Regions from separate parts of the Homo sapiens genome. Here region 2 is linked to region 1. A link is an interaction called in ENCODE POLR2A ChIA-PET data of the cell type or tissue named here. Cell type or tissue: MCF 10A. All regions are shown on one strand. Each heading gives the region's core, and the rest is flanking DNA. Links, peaks and the distances in the headings are about the cores only.

Region 1 (8,327 bases), core at 325-8,324:
CTCTGACTTATCCTTTTGTACTTAAGCTGGCTTTAGTTGGTTTCTGTTACTTATAATCAAAAACAGTCTCATCTTTTTTTTTTTTTTTTTTTTTTTGAGACAGAGTCTCGTTCTGTCGCCCAGGCTGGAGTGCAGTGGCGTGATCTCAGCTTACTGCAACCTCCGCCTCCCAGATTCAAGTGATTCTCCTGCCTTAGCCTCCAGAGTAGCTGGGACTACAGGCACGTGCCACCACGCCCAGCTAATTTTTTGTAATTTTAGTAGATATGGGGTTTCACCATGTTAACCAGGCTGGTCTTGATCTCCTGACCTTGTGATCCACTCGCCTCAGCCTCCCAAAGTGCTGGGATTACAGGCGTGAGCCACCGTGCCCAGCCAGTCTCATCTTGAATGTAAACAAAAACTTAGAACCTGGGTTCAGGGCAGAAGCAGCAGACCTAGAGCTGCCTGGATCTGATCAGGTCTGAGAATGACAAAGTCAAACGGGTTCCCTAGAGACCACTGATCACTGGGGAAGCTCCCTTGCCCTGCACTGCCTCTCTGCCAAGACCAAGGCCTAGGACCACATACTGACTGCAAACCCATCTGGATACAACCAGTCTGAATTTTCCCCAAATCTACTCTTGGTACATAATCAGACTTCCTGATCTACACACATTTTTTTTCCTTACTCTAGACCCTAGGAGGGAGTAAAGTTTGTGGTAAAAGAAAAAGAAGGAAAAATACAAACTACCTTCTAAACCGTGGGTACGGTAATGGAGTGGCTACCAGTATTGATCATTGCAAGAACATTGCAAGCTTAGCAAGAATCAGCTGCTGGGTCATAGCCTGTTTTGAAAGACAACTGTAGCCCATTAAAAAGGATTGTGTGTCATCCACAGAAAGCTCTTCATTTGGTTACTTTACATCTGACTGGCTCCTACTTGCCCTACAGGCTCTAGTTTTTTCTTGCAAGCCTTCTACAAGACTAGGTTAGGGAACTCCTCTGTTAGAGTACTCCCTTACAGTGCACATCTCACTTTGTTGTTTGTTTTAAGGATAGGGTCTCACTCAGTTGCCCAAGCTTGAGTGCAGTGGTGTGATCATAGTTCACTGCAGCCTTGAACTTCTGGGCTCCAGTGATCCTCTTGCCTCAGCCTCCCAAGTGGCTGGGACTCTAGGCACATGCCACTGAGCTTGGCTAACTTTTTAAAAAAAAATTTCTTGTAGAGACGGGATCTCACTATGTTGCCCGGGTTGGTCTCAAACTCCTGGCCTCAAGCAATCTGCCTGCCTCGGCCTTCCAAAGTGTTGGGATTACAGGTGTGAGCCACTGCACCCAGCCATCTCACTCTATTTAAATTGCCATGTCGGTCTATTAAAATGCTCTATTTAAGTGTCCTGAGAGTAGACCCGAGTGTATCTAGCATGGTACTTCGTGTGTGGTAGGTGCTCAATATACATGTTCCACAAAAAATAGAATTCAGGAATTCATTTAGTATTCCCTAAAAAGTCTCCACACCTACCCTTCTACAGGTGATCATATAACTTGTGCAAAGACTATCAGGAAGACTTAGGTATGTGCCTTTAGGAGGTAGATAGAGCAGACAGGGCTCAGGTGACCTTGACTAGCTAGAAATTCCAGGTGCCTCTATCAAACAGAATCTGTCAATTAGGATTAAGTTAGACTTTATACAACAGAAAACAAGGTTTATCCTCTTATGTAAAAGAATTCCAGGGGACTACAGTTCTGGGCAGGAATAGTGGCTCCACGAAGTTAGCAGGAACCCAAGCTGCTTCTGGCTTTCTGCAGCACCATCCTTAGCACTGACTTCCATCCACAAGGCTACCTCATGGTTTAAGAGGGCAGTGGCATGCCAGCCATCATGTCTGCATTCCAGGCAGCAGGACAAAGGGAGAAGGACAAGCGAAGCAACAAAAGGTTGGCCCTCTGAGTCAGCTCCCTCTCAGCAGACTTCTTGAAATTTTTATGTATAATATTCCCTTATATCTAAGTGGCCAGGAACACTTGGAAATGTAGATTTTAGCTGGGTACTTTGCTCCATATAAACTTGGAGTTTTATAATTAAGAGGGAAACAGATATTATGCAATAAGCTGCAGTCTCTCCCCCAGTCCCCAAGCAAACCTGTCAGGAAGGACCCTCCCTTATTTTGGTAAAAAATCAGTTGATCTGTCTATAGGCAGCTCCGCTTTGCTCTACATCTCAGTTTTCACTGATACAAGGACTAGTCATCAGTACTTTTTTCTCTATATAAAGAACTACAATGGCTGGGCGCAGTGGCTCACGCCTGTAATCCCAGCACTTTGGGAGGCCAAGGCGGGCGGATCGCTTGAGGTCAGGAGTTCGAGACCAGCTTGGCCAACATGCTGAAACCCCATCTCTACTAAATATACAAAAATTAGCCAGGCGTGGTGGCGCATGACTGTAGTCACAGCTACTCGGGAGGCTGAGGCAGGAGAATCGCTTGAATTCAGGAGGCAGAGGTTGCAGTGAGCCGAGATTGCACCACTGCACTCCAGCCTGGGTGAGAGAGAGAGATGCTGTCTCAAAAAAAAAAAAAAAAAAGAAAAAGAAAAAGAAAAAAAGAACTACAAGAGAAGGGTCCTCTCCCTTGCTCTGTTTCTTGCACTTACCACTCGCACTCATTACTAGATGGGGCCACATGAAGAGTTCAATGCAGAACTGCAGAAAGGCTCTTCAGCATGTGGGCGTCTCTCACAAGGCCGGATGATTGAGCTGAAATGAGTTGACAATCATGTTGATGTAAGGCAGTGCATTAGGGGCCCTGCTGTAGCAGTGACAGCCTGGATGCTCTGCATTTCAGATGGGCAGGAAATGCTCTGAGAACACACAGGCCTGGGCACTGGTCTACAGGACCAGGTGAAGGAGGAAGGACCCCATTCCCTTCACCCTCATCCTCCAAGGCAGGTAGTACCCAATAGCCATGCCTACAGCATATTCCCCATAGGTGTGGGCAGAAGACCCCACTCCCTTGAACTCTCTAGTTAGTGCTTTCTCAAACTGCAGTTTGATTTTCTCTTAAATGGGAAGTGTCTGAATGTAGGGCAACTGTGGGAAAGGAAGCATGGGAGAGTAATGATGAGCTTGGGTTGGAATCCTGGCCTTGCCCGTTGTTTTCTGTGTTACCTTGCTAACTCGTTTCACTCCCTCCAAGTGCCTATTTCGTGAGGTAAAATAAGAATGGTAATGACACCCCCCTCGCCGAGCTGCTCAGAGGATTAAACAAGATAATGTAGGTGAATGCATTTAGCACAGTGCCTGGGGTACAATAGGTACTCGATAAAAGAGAAAATAAAATGGAGATAGATGGCAAAAGCCACTGTGAAGACTCAACCCCTAAACAAATCTTCCTCTGAAATCAGAGAAATTTGCAACACTGGCATCTTGGCTGGAATCCCAGGATAAGATGGGCACTTACAGCAGTAAAGCCAGCCACACCCTGGACACCAGGCCCCAGAGGGCAGGGGCTACTCCCCATCCGAGGGCTGCCGAGCTCAGGAAACTGATTCATATTTTGTCCTGGGGACACTGCACTTGGAAAAACATTATTGATTCCATGGTTCAGGTTGCAAAGGGAGGAAGAAAGATGGAATTTCATCACATAAAGCACTTATGCCTACTGTACTTTCTCTTTAGAGAGGCACTTGACAATCATTTTCATTAGTGTCTCTTCTTAAAACAACCTCAGAGATAGCTTATCCCCATTTTATAAAGGCAGAACATAGGAGAAATAACTGGCTGAAGAGCATGTGGCAAGGTGGCAAAAGTCAGAGTTCATGATCTCCAAATTTCTGGCATATTGCTTAACTAACCAAGCTTCGGCAATCCGCTCCACAAATGCCTGGCGAGGGCCTCTCAGTCATATACTTATTGCTCAGATCAGTCACTCATGATCACCAGAAAAAGGCAAACATGTAAATCTAGGCTACATGATTCGTTTTTCTTAGCAGCTTAGGACAGGAGATGAAAAGTGACTTTTCTAACCGTATCACAAGTGGTTCTGTGTCCAGCAAGTCCTGGAACAGAGATGTTGGAACTATTCCAGGATATACGTTACACCATAGAGCTCTGGATGCCTAGAAGCAATGAAGATGGGGTGGGGGCAGTGAAATAGCCAGCTCCTACGCTAAGTGCAGCCCTCCCCACCAGGGCTGTAGCCGGGCTGCCCCCTCACCTGAGGAACTCATGCCTTTGATCACGGCAGCATTACAACCTGTCCCTGATACCAAAAGGAGAAACACTCTTGGCCTGTGCCCTCTTGGATGGATCATTTTTCAGAGAACAGGACGTTTAGTGAGTTTGTCTCAAACTGCACAGAGAACATGGTGAACCTGCTAGGGCTGATTGCTGAGGGAAATTAAGAAGACAGGGATAATGGCTTTTCCTCTGTTGCTAAAGCCAGCATGTACCTGAAATGAGCCCCAAAGCTCAGGCCTGACTTCATGCCTTTCTTGTCCTGGGAAGAGGGTTTATCAGATTCTAAAGACTGCATTTCAGTTATCTTTGTTTCCAATACTGAAGCAGCTCCCTCTGCTCACCGAGGCAGAGCACTTTCTATCTCTTTTTCAGAAAAATCCCAAGGAACAATTGTTTTGGATTACTTAGTGGACTCAGCATGGAAACTGCTTGTGTGGCCCAGCTAGGTAGGGGCGTTCAGACAAGGAGACCTGACCTGGAGCCTCTGGGATGATTCCAAGGTATTGCATGCATGCGTCTGCTGTGTGTTCATTAACTGCTGGGGAAAAAACTCTGGGTAGTCACAGCCATCTACTGTCAGTTTTCAAGACAGGCTTCAGCAGGCAAGCAGCTTGGTGGGAGGCGTCCTTAGTCAGCTGGGAAAGTAAGGCTGACGCGCTGTCCGACCTCAGCGAGGCATGTGTCATACTCTTTCCATTCTCTGGCACTCTCTGGCTCTTCCTAAGGCCTTTTCTCAACCAGGCACATTATGTGATGTAGACAGCAAGCAGGATTGGAGGCTGGCAGTCCCCAGAGCGGAGCTGGCAGTGGCCACTTAGACTCCCTCATATCACATCGTTGGCTTCCAAGCCCAGATGTAGGTGCCTGCCCCTCCCATTGGGACCTTGCCAAATCTTTTGTAACATTTTAAAACAGCCATTGAAGTGCCAGATGATAAAATTTCCCTTGGAGATTGAGAAATTCTGATTGGGATGATGGCAGCATTCTGGAATTTATGTGAGATTTGCTTCCCAGGGGCCAGAAGCGAGGAGGTCAAGACTCCAGGTCCCCATCCCAGCTTAACCAAAGAACCACTACTTTTTTTCTTTTCTTTTCTTTCTTTCTTTTTTTTTCTCAGACAGTCTTGCTCTGTCAACCATGCTGGAGTGCAGTGGTGCAATCTTGGCTTCTGCAACCTTCACCTTCCAGGTTCAAGCGATTCTTTTGCCTCAGCTTCCGGAGTGGCTAGGATTACAGGTGTGTGCCACAATGCCCGGCTGATTTTTGTAATTTTAGTAGAGATGGGGTTTTACCATGTTGGCAAGGCTGGTCTTGAACTCCTGGCCTCAAGTGAACTGCCCACCTTGGCCTCCTAAAGTGCTGGAACTATAGGTGTGAGCCACTGCACCCAGCCCCCTACTTTTTTTTTTTTTAGATGGGGTCTTGCTCTGTTGCTCAGGCTGAAGTGCAGTGGCATGATCATAGCTCACTGCAGCCTCAAACTCCTGGGCTTAAGAGATCCTCCAGGGCCAGGCGTGGTGGCTCATGCCTGTAATCCAAGCACTTTGGGAGGCTGAGGCGGGCGGATCACGAGGTCAGGAGATCGAGACCATCCTGGCTAACACGGTGAAACCCCATCTCTACTAAAATACAAAAAAATTAGCTGGGTGTGGTGGCAGGTGCCTGTAGTCCCAGCTACTCTGGAGGCTGAGGCAGGAGAATGGCATGAACCTGGGAGATGGAGCTTGCAGTGAGCCGAGACTGCGCCACTGCACTCCAGCCTGGGCGACAGAGCGAGACTCTGTCTCAAAAAAAAATAAAATAAAATAAAAAGAGATCCTCCTAATGGCCGGGTGCAGTGGCTTACACCTGTAATCCCAGCACTTTGGGAGGCCAAGGTGGGCAGATCACTTGAAGTCAGGAGTTCGAGACCAGCCTGGCCAACATAGTGAAACCCCGTCTCTACTAAAAATAGAAAAATTAGCTGGGTGTGGTAGTGCATGTCTGTAATCCCAGCTACTCGAAAGGCGAGGCAGGAGAATTGCTTGAACCTGGGAGGCGGAGGTTGCAGTGAGCCGAGATCGCGTCATTGCACTCCAGTCTGGGCAAAAGAGTGAGACTCCATCTCAAAAAACAAGAGATCCTCCTGGCTCAGCCTCCTGAGTAGCTGGGACTACAGGTGTGTGCACCACAACACCCAGCTAATTTTTGTATTTTTTGTAGAGACAGAGTCTTGCTATATTATCCAGGTTGGTCTTAAACTCCTAGCCTTAAGAAATCCTCCCACCTCCGCCTCCCAAAATGCTAGGATTACAGGCATGGGCTACTACACCTGGCCTTTCTTTTTGGTTTTACATGCTGAAGTTAGGCACAGATTTCAATTGAAAGAGGGTTTTGTTGCTTTAAAAGTGTTTTAAAAGTCCTGCCCTGCATTATCCTTATCACCTCCATTAGTAACTATACAGAATTTTAAAAGAGGAAAAATCAGAGAGGGAAAGGTAAGTTATTTATTGGGTATGAAGAAAAGCCACAGATGTTGTTTGGGCCTCAGCAGGGCATCTGTGCAGGTGTCTGCGCATTAGCAACACCATCTGCTTGGTTGTCTCTCAAAGGAAGAAGAATCCTGGCCTAATGAACTCCTCAAGCTCTCTTCTTTGGGAAATAGGAAGATCACAATTTGAAATCTTAATACGAGGTAATAATTGAATATATAAGCACCCTACATAATCCAGAACTAAAAAATGTGAAATTAAGTCATGAATTGCTTTCAAATATAGCAGGAATCTTCTAGCCTCTCTCTTCCAGTCCTAAAAGGCACCACGAAATGCTGCCTCAGAGCCAAGGCCCCAAATAAATACATGCTAATAAGGCTGATTTTCCCTTTTCACTCTTCTCCTGGGCAGTATGAACCTTTGACTAGAGAGAGGCAGAAAGGAGCATCTCAACCCATTTAGGTGGTGGCCTCTTTCAAAGTGAAATGTGAAGCCAGGGCTCCAAACCGTCATTGTCCTGAGAGTTCCCAGGAAGGCTTTTGCGTGGTGACCTGGATGCCCGTCCAAATGGCCTTGGCTGGTCCCATCCCTCACTCTAGCTCCCTAAGGGTCCTGCTGCTATCAATTGACTGTGAACATTTCCTTTCACTGCCTTTTGCAAACTGCTGGGTGAGTGCCAAGTAGTAGCTTTGCAGGGTTCATTCACCCCAGGGCTGGGAGCTTTTCAGCAGTGTAGGCAGGTTATGTGTTTCAAATCAGCATAGTAGGGCAGAGTGATTTGGAAGCCATTTCATTTTTTCAGTTCATCAAACTCCTACTCACTGGGAATCTCTAAACCAGCGATATGAAACCTTTCTGGAGTTGTGACACCCTGTTGTCACTCATTTTATTTCATCAAACACCCACCCCTCTTAAAAATGCCATGAGGCATGTATTTATTTTTAAGATGAAAGTGAATTAAAATTGGAAAATTACCTAAGAATTTTCTGGCACTCTAGCAAAAAAGGAGATCTACCAGAGGTGTTTGGAAGTCAGGATCTTCATTAAGAATCATCACTCTACACAGGGAAGACACTTGACGGAATTGAGAAGTAGGAAGAATTTGTCCTTGCTCCTCCCCTCTCCCACAATCTAATTCCCTCCCCATCTGCACATCCCTCCCCAGGCATCTGGGCACTTGCACCACCCCATACCTCCCTCCGTGGTACCTCATGCAGAACTGGCCCTTACCACCCACCCCCGCAGCCCTGCTCTGCAACTGTTTCCTCTCAGTGCTCCTGTTAACATACCCGATGCCCACTCCTTCTGCAGGTAGTCCCTGTAGGTTAGTCGTTTCTTTAGAAAGGAGTAACAACTTCTATTCTTTTTTTTTTTTGAGATGGAGTCTCTCTCTGTTGCCCAGGCTGGAGTGCAATGGCGCAATCTCGGCTCACTGCAACCTCTGCCTCCTGGGTTCAAGCAATTCTCCTGCCTCAGCCTCCCGAGTAGCTGGGATTATAGGCGTGAGCCACCATGCTTGGCTAATTTTTTTGTATTTTTAGTAGAGACAGGGTTTCACCATGTTGGCCAGGCTGGTCTCAAACTCCTGACCTCAAGTGATCCACCCACCTCGGCCTCCCAACGTGCTGGGATTACA
Region 2 (8,327 bases), core at 296-8,295, 84 kb before region 1:
TTCTTGTTCCCTCTCAGCACCTGTTTGCAGCCTTGAGTCTTCAGGCCAGAAGGGACTCCTAGGGCACAGACGTCTCCCAGGCCTGCATAGCTTTTCTCAAAAAATGTAATAATAAGAAACAACACCCTCCCCTATCTGGTGGGTCAGCCAGTCCTGGGAAGGACTGCGGGGGCGGCGGGGGTGGGCGGTCTTAGAGTCTGACCAATGAGTCCAGGCACCCACTCTCTATCTGCCTAACCCTGCCCACACATTCTGCTGCAGTTCGAGACAGGGAGAATTGCAGATGCCCACCGCCCAGGCAGGGAGGATCTAGAGAGTGCCAGGCACCCAGCAGGCTGTCCTCAGGCCTCTGGGCTCCCTCGCCAGGGCTGCGGCTTTATGTGGAGTAAGGGGAAAGCAAAGGCTCGAGGCTCAGTCAAGAGGGCACCACTCTGCCTGGCCAGATCTCCGACAAAGCATGGGGGTGTGGAGCCGTGGAGACTCCCTCTGTCCTCCCCAGGGTGGACTTCTTGGGGTTGGGCTGGTGAAAGCGAACATCGCCCAGAGTGAGAAGGACTGCTCACGCAGGAACCCAAGGCGGCAGAGGACCTGGGGTGGGCTGGGGAGGGGGTGGCACTAAGCAGATGAGAACCCTCCCCTCCCTCTCATGGCCTCCCTCTCTCATGGCCACCCAGCACTCAAGAGGACAGAGCAGGGCTGCATCACCCCTACATCCACCGGGTGGGCCAGTTGATAAGTCACTGCCACTGGGCATGGAAGCTGGAGAGGAACTCAGCAGCCTCGAGTCCAAACCCCTGCTCTACAGCCAGGGAAAGAGGGGGCCGAGTGACTGAGTCTGGGGAAGCTTGATGGCCAACTTGGGTGATGCCATTTAAGGAGCCAGCCTGGGTTTCCCGGAGACTCCCCATCCCATGGCTCCCTGCAAAACAGCAACTCTGACAACCTTTGACTTTAGAAATGAAAACATCTTGGAGGTTACAATACGAGGGCTTTGGCCCAGTGTGGTAGCTCATGACTGTAATCCCAGTACTTCGTGGGGCCAAGGTGGTGAATCACTTGTGGCCAGGAATTCAATATCAGCCTGGGCAACATAGCAAGACCCTCATCTTAAAAAAAAAAAAAAGTAATAAAGGGGCTGCTTGTTTGCTTTCCTCTTTGGGTCGTTCAAATCTCGGCTCCACTGTTTACTAGTTGAGGGGCTCTGGGCAAGTTATGAAACCTCTCTAAGCTCAGTAGCTGCATCTGTAAAATGGGGATAATAATGTTGAACTACTTATTATCAACATGTGTGTTCCTTCCTCTTCCCCTAAATCCCTAATTACCGTGGAGCATCTCTGCCTTGTAACAGACCCCAGAGGAGCCCCTGTTCTTGTTATTTAGCCCACACCCCAAGGTCCCGCTGCAGCCGTGTGCACATAAACAGGCTGGACGTGAGGGAGTGCATGGCGTCAGGCACCGTGGTCTGGCAGCATCTGCTCTCCTCTCCATGTGCCTTCACCAAGGACATGATTTGGGAGGATGACCAAAGCACAAGGCTATGTACATCTTCGGGTATCAGCATTTTGCAAGATATGTCCCTGGGGTAATCTCCACCCCTCTTTTCCATCTGTTCGGAGAAGGTGCATTCTCAGCATCAAGGGGCAGAATTCTGGTGGCTAAGCCTTCACCTTTCCAAGGAGAGCTATATTTATCTCTTCCCTGTGGTCAGCTCCTGCTGATGTAGCAAACATTAGAACTTCTTCAAAACATCAAAGTTTAGGAGACACCATGAAAAACTGAGAAGTAAAACAATACAAAATGAGAGTGCCTGCTTTATTTTGCTAGCACCTGAAATCAGAGCTTCATTGATCTGCCTCAAAAGTTCCAGAGATATATTTTATCTGATTCGAGTTTTTGTTTTGTAATGCACTTTTCCAGAATACTGACAAGTTACTGGGCTGAGAGTTTGTGCAGGAGGGGGTTGGAGGGGAAGCCTTTCAGAATGAAATCATTTTTTTCTCGAAGCCAAGGTACTCTTCCCAACAAAATGGTTCACTTGCCTAGTAAAGAAAATACAATTTTTGTTGCAAACCAGCATGATTTTTTTTAAAAACGTGACTGGAAGATAGTGGTCATTTAGCTACAAGATACTGAGCTCAGAGGGGAACTTGATGAACATTTGGCTCCTACTGTAAGAAATGGGATTGCATACATTTTAATTCCAATTCTACACTGAAGTCAAATTTTGGGCATGCATTTGTGAAAGGTGGAAGAAAATCTCACTAAGTTCAAGGTGAAGAAGTTAGATGAGCAATCAATGGTCTTTACCCTTCAAAGATGGACTAAATGTAAACTGTTAGAAAACAACAAATGATACAAGTAGAGTACTTGTTAGTTTACTTGTGTTTATCTTTCTGGATCTGAGGTATAAAGGACCATTTTAAATACAGGAGAGCAAATAAAGTAGGTGCTTTGTTCTTTGGCACAGTTAAAAGGTAAATCACCTGTAATCCCAGCACTTTGGGAGGCCAACGCAGGTAGATTACTTGAGCCCAGGAGTTTGAGACCAGCCTGGGCAACATGGCAAAACCCCATCTCCACAAATAATAAAAAAAAATTAGCCAGGCATGGTGGTGCATGCCTGAGGTCCCAGCTACTCGGGAGGCTGAAGTGGGAAGATTGCTTGAGCCCAGGTGGTTGAGGCTGCAGTGAGCTATGATCACTGCACTCCAGCCTGAGAGGAAGAACCTGTCTCAAAAAAAAAAAAAAAAAAAAAAAAGAACCAAAAAATGAAAAACAGGCTGGGTATGGTGGCTCACACCTGTAATCCCAGCACTTTGGGAGGCCAAGGCGAGCAGATCACTTTAGGTCAGGAGTTCGTGACCAGCCTGGCCAACATGGTGAAACCCCGTCTCTACTAAAAACACAAAAATTAGCTGGGTGTGGTAGTGTGCACTTGTAGTCCCAGCTACTCGGGAGGCTGAGGCAGAAGAATCGCTTGAACCTGGGTAGGCGGAGGTTGCAGTGAGCCGAGATTGCCCCACTAGACTCCAGCCTGGGCAACAGAGCAAGACTCCATCTCAAAAAAAAAAGAAAAGGTAGATCAGTTTAATAATTTAATGGAACTTAATATTTGTTACACTGGGGTAAAAATAAAAGTTTGCTTTTTAAAAATTCTCTTAAGTGATGTCACTAAGTCAAGTTTTAAAACATACAATTCATTTTAAGATTGATACTTAAAGTTCAAATGAACTCTTTTTCTGTTATTTGAATGTGGTTTTTAAAGTGCCAAGAAGTTATTTGTTTTTTAAAGTAAATAAGAGATTTGGATTGGCGCCTTGGAAAAGCAAGTATAAACATGTTTTTGGACCAGAGGTTGGTTCAGCAACACTGAGTGTAACTACTGGCTGGGTACTGTGCAGGCACCAGGACTAACACACAACCCTGTAACTGTAGGAGCTCACACTTTAGCAGGGCAGACAAACGGATAACAGATAAACACCCTTCCAGTTATAGACACATACTATATGCACACAGATGGAAGAGAAGTGTGCACAAGCAGAAGTGGTTAGGTTTTGCCACAAAGTTTTCACAGAGAAGGGGTCATTGAGCAGGGTTTTTAAGTATGAATAGGAGTTTACCAGGAGAAAAATAATGGTGGAATGGGAATAATCCAGGCAGAAAGAAGAGCATGTGGAATGGAATGGGATGGAAGTGAGGAAGCGCATGGCATGAATGAAAAAACACAAGAGTCTCATAGGCTATTTTCGCATAAGAGTTGATGATTCCACATTTCCGAGTGTAGTTGTCTCATTTATTACTATACTATCTCTTTTATAAATTGCTACTTCATCACGAGCTGACCCAGGAGTTTTAACTTAGAAATCGTGTTTACAATTCAGATTACCCTTCTGTAAATTACATGCTGAAAAGAGTGAGCTAAGAAAATATACTTGGGGACAGGCGTGGTGGCTCATGCTTGTAATCCCAGCACTTTGGAGGCCAAGGTGGGCAGATCACCTGAGGTCAGGAGTTCAAGACCAGCCTGGCCAACATGGTGAAACTCCGTCTCTACTAAAAATACAAAAATTAGCCGGGCATGCCTGTAATCCCAGCTACTCAGGAGGCTGAGGCAGGGAGAATTGCTTGAACCCAGGAGGCGGAGGTTGCAGTGAGCCAAGATCACACCACTGCACTCCAGCCTGGGGAACACAGCAAGACTCTGTCTCAAAAAAACAAAAAAAAGAAAGAAAGAAAATATACTTGGGAATGTGAGGATTTTGTGGTTGAGTGAAGAAAGGTGGCCCAGACAGGAGATTACTCAGAACTCAAAGGTTCACCGCAGCTGTCCTTGATGAGCTGGTGGCTGCGGCAAATACGCCATCAGATTGGGATGTTGAGGCAGACTGCTAGCAATGTTCTCTCCTTCTTCCTTAGCAAAGGATTTTTAATTTTAGTTGGAGAAGACCAGCCAAACACTTGACATTTCTTGGCCCCCTGGCAGCTAAGTATGACAGAGTGATTAAGTGCGGACAAAGAGTTATAAATGTATTAGAGCAGAGCCACCTGGGGCCCAGACAGTACCTTGTGTCAAAATTTTCTCCAGTGCATCTGAAATCGCACTGTGATCCTGTCCCCCTAAACTTTGTCTTCTCTTGGTGTTCCCTCCCTCAGTAACTGACATTACCCGCCCTGCTACTGCCAAGCCAAAAACCCAGGCAACGTCCTTGAAACCCCTCTCCTTCACTCCGCCACAGATATCAGTAAGTTCTGGCAGCTGAACTTCCAAAGTACATCTCAAATCCATCTCCAACCCAGCCCAGGTTCCTGTGGCTCTCCCCTGGACTACTACCCTGCCCGGTCCACTCACATCTGCTCTACCCCTTCCAACACAATGGCCACTCTGAAGCCACAGCAATCTTTTTAAAACATTTTTTTTTTTTTTAGATGGAGTCTCTCTCTGTCCCCAGGCTGGAGTGCAGTGGCACGATCTCGGCTCACTGCAACCTCCGCCCTGGTTCAAGCAAGTCTCCTGCCTCAGTCTCCTGAGTAGCGGGGACTACAGGCGCATGCCACCATGCCCAGATAATTTTTGTATTTTTTTTTTTTTTTTTTTTTGAGACGGAGTCTCGCTCTGTCGCCCAGGCTGGAGTGCAGTGGCGCAATCTCGGCTCACTGCAAGCTCCGCCTCCCGGGTTCACGCCATTCTCCTGCCTCAGCCTCCCAAGTAGCTGGGACTACAGGCGCCCGCCACTACGCCCGGCTAATTTTTTGTATTTTTAGCAGAGATGGGGTTTCACCATATTGGCCAGGATGGTCTCAATCTCCTGACCTCGTGATCCGCCCGCCTCCGCCTCCCAAAGTGCTGGGATTACAGGCGTGAGCCACCATACAAACCTTTTTTTTTTTTTTTTTTTTAATGGAGACAGGTTCTCACTATATTGCCCAGGCTGGTCTCAAACTCCTGGGCTCAAGTGATCCTCCTGCTTTAGCCTCCCAAATAGCTGGATTACAGGCATGAGCCAGGCCAGAGTGATCTTTTGGAAATGCAAATCTGATCATGTATATCCCATCCCCTGCGAAACCCTTAAAGAGCTTCCCATTGTCCTTGGGTTAGTGTGGCCTTCAAGGCCTGTGTGATCTCACCACTCCCCTAGCCCCTCAGAGTGCTACTGGTATCAATATTATGGAGAAACAGTTTACTTGAAAGCTAAGTGAGAGTTTTAGGGCTGGGATCTCACGCTGCCCCCCGATCTTTCAGTTTTGTGCTCACCATGCTGTCTTACTGTGGGGCTTTATGAAGGCGAATCCCTCTGTCGAAAAGCTATTCCCTCCCCTTCCCACCTCCCTAACTTCTATCCACCTTTCAGATTTCAGACTGACTGTCCCTCCTCTGGGTAGCCTCTCCTGACCTATCCCAGCAAGGCAGATCTCTCAGTCCTAGCCTTCGTCGAGCTCACATTTGTCAGGGTGATTATGTGACTGACAGCTGGACGGAAGCTCCTGTAGGCCACTGACCATGTCTGCTTTGGCTCCCATCTGGACTCTCAGTGCCTGGCATTCTAGTAGAAGCTTAATTATTTGTTGAATGAATGAATGAATTTAAAAATTCTTTGAATGAGAGCATAGAAAATTAATCAGAACTTTTGAACAAGAAGAGCTGAATTCCCCTTGAGGAATAATAAATATAACCTACTTAGCCTAGTTGGTAGAGACAGACCATAAGATGCAGGAAGAGGGCTGAGTAGGTGGCATGAGGCACTATAACGCCCCCTGACCCCAAAGAAGACTGGAGAACCAGTATCCTAGGCGCACTACAAATATCAGGGTTTTGGGTCTAAAAAGATGGGGTCAGACTCAGATCCGGCCACACAAAGTAAAGGGCAGGTCTACCGCCTGCCCAAAGACTCCCCTCCCCCAACCCAAGCAAGCAGTCAGAACCTCACCACAAGAAAGTGCTCCTAAAATCGCAGTAAAGTGCTAGCCGGCCATGACTCAGCACTTGCCATGTGCCCGGCCTTGGCTAAGTGCATTGCAGGGCAGAATGCCCAAGTATTTTTCCAGAACAAAGGCCATGAGGTGGACCCAGCCCTGCGACAGTTGGGCAGGCCTGGCTCTGACTGTGTTTCTCTAATAGTGACTGAGACTCACAGCAGCGTGAAAAGCCAGTGCTTCTCCTGGGGGAAGTCTGCCACTTTGGGGAGGAAAGTGTGGGGGCAGAGAGGGTAAGGGAAAAACTATGGCATGACCTGCCCCTCAGATGCCAGGCCAGAGAGGTAGGTGGGCTTGGAGGGTCTGCTGCTTCTGCAGGCCTGGTCCCAAGCCTGCCCCCATACTGCCCTCCCCAGCACCCCAGCCTCATCACTCCTCCCTGGGGAAGGCGAAGGGAACATCCAGTGGAAAGGGAAAAACGGATGGCTTCCCTCCCATTCCTGGCCTGCCTGCCAAGCGGACGCAGGATGGGAGCCTGGGAGCGTTCCTGCTGTGAACTCCCTGTCAGCAGCTACCCAAGCCTTGGGGCTCCCAGGGGCTTCCCAAAAGCCATCCTGAAGCTCCCAGCCCCACTCCCTTGGCTGGCCCAAGAGTGACGGAGGCAAACCCTGGGGGGAACTCCCAGCTTCTCCCTCAGCCATTGTCCCTGAACCCCAGGGACCCCTGGAGACTCAGGATGGAAGAGGCCGGATGCAGGCAAGCTGGGATTGTGCACCAGGCCAATGGCCGTGTTTATCTCTGTGCAAGCGCCGGAGCCAAGCCCTGGGAAAACAGCTTAGAGCCAGAAACCAAGGGAAAGGAAAAATGCAGTTTACAAGCAGGAAAAAAAAAGCTGGGGGAGAGTAAAAGAGCAGTAAAAAGTGTCAGGAGACAGCCTTCTTGGGGGCAGGAGTGCTGTTCTGGGGCATATCGCCCTCTGTGTGGGAGGGAATTCCCTCCACCTCCATGCTATCTACATGTCTGGAGAGATAGAAAGAAAACAATTTGGGATTGGCACTGGGATGCCAATGTGGTTGAGGGAGCCCCGAGCCAGCCCGCGGGCAGTTAGGCCCTCACTGCCTGCTTTGCTGCCTGGCCCTGCTGCCTGCCAGCCATGTAGCCTCAGGTCAGTGACTCCACTTCTCCAGGCCTCCGTGGCCCCATCTGCTGTGGAGGGTCTGGAGAGGGGAAGGGGAAGGCCACGCGGGTGGGCTGGCCAAATCCTGTGCACCTTCGGAGAGGGGACGGCTACTTCCACACTCTTTAAAGGCCACACAAACTTTAAGTTACAGAACTCAAGAAGACCGAGAGATGCCCCACATGCTGCAGGGCTCATGAGCTCTTGGCCTGGAGTTTCATTTGAGGTCCCATTCCATCTCACATTCTGCCAATTAAAATTAGAGCTGTTGAGTTGCTTCCATTGGTTCTAAATTACCAGAGAAAAAACTCAAGCAGAACCCAGTTCACCACCTATAAAGAAAAAGCATTGCCCTCTATGCAATTTCAGTCCTTGACATTCTCTTTTTTTAATCTTTTAAAATTAAAAAAAGTTAGAATAACTTGTTTTTTCTTTTAATTTTAAAGACAGAGCCTTGCTTTATTGCCCAGGCTGGAGTGCAATGGTGCAATCTCAGCTCACTGCAGCCTCGACCTCCCAGATTCAAGCAATTCTCATGCCTCAGCCTCCTGAGTAGCTGGGATTACAGGCACCTGCCACCACCATGCCCGGCTGATTTTTGTATTTTTAGTAGGAAAGGGGTTTCGCCATGTTGGCCAGGCTGGTCTCAAACTCCTGTTAAGCGATCCGCCTGCTTTGGCCTCCCAAAGTGCCGGGATTACAGGCATGAGCCACCATGCCGGGCCAGTCCTTGGCATTC

Evidence for each region. ChIA-PET counts read pairs that join two places held together with the same protein. Peaks named below come from ENCODE experiments on the same cell type or tissue, not always from the same donor. Only the 100,000 strongest peaks of a DNase experiment are listed, where the experiment ranks them.
Region 2: POLR2A ChIA-PET joins it to region 1 with 10 read pairs; 6 of 35 experiments call an interaction of 5 or more read pairs at or near these places.

Annotation. Positions count from the first base shown.
Region 1 is chr1:225,732,506-225,740,832 of GRCh38, reverse strand. It overlaps LOC107985352 (a long non-coding RNA gene), which reads right to left and starts at 2,824. Exons shown (of 2, transcript XR_001738499.2): 1 at 2,636-2,824. In MCF 10A, for the core only: a CTCF peak has its summit at 4,797 (motif pointing left); DNase peaks (open chromatin) are centred at 3,472, 3,942 and 4,982.
Region 2 is chr1:225,815,997-225,824,323 of GRCh38, reverse strand. All of the region lies in intron 1 of EPHX1 (epoxide hydrolase 1), which reads right to left. Among named protein-coding and RNA genes, the nearest start is that of EPHX1, 10 kb to the right of the region's middle. RefSeq lists enhancers at 5,693-6,519, 6,520-7,347. In MCF 10A, for the core only: no CTCF peak of the experiment used is centred there; DNase peaks (open chromatin) are centred at 3,373 and 6,483.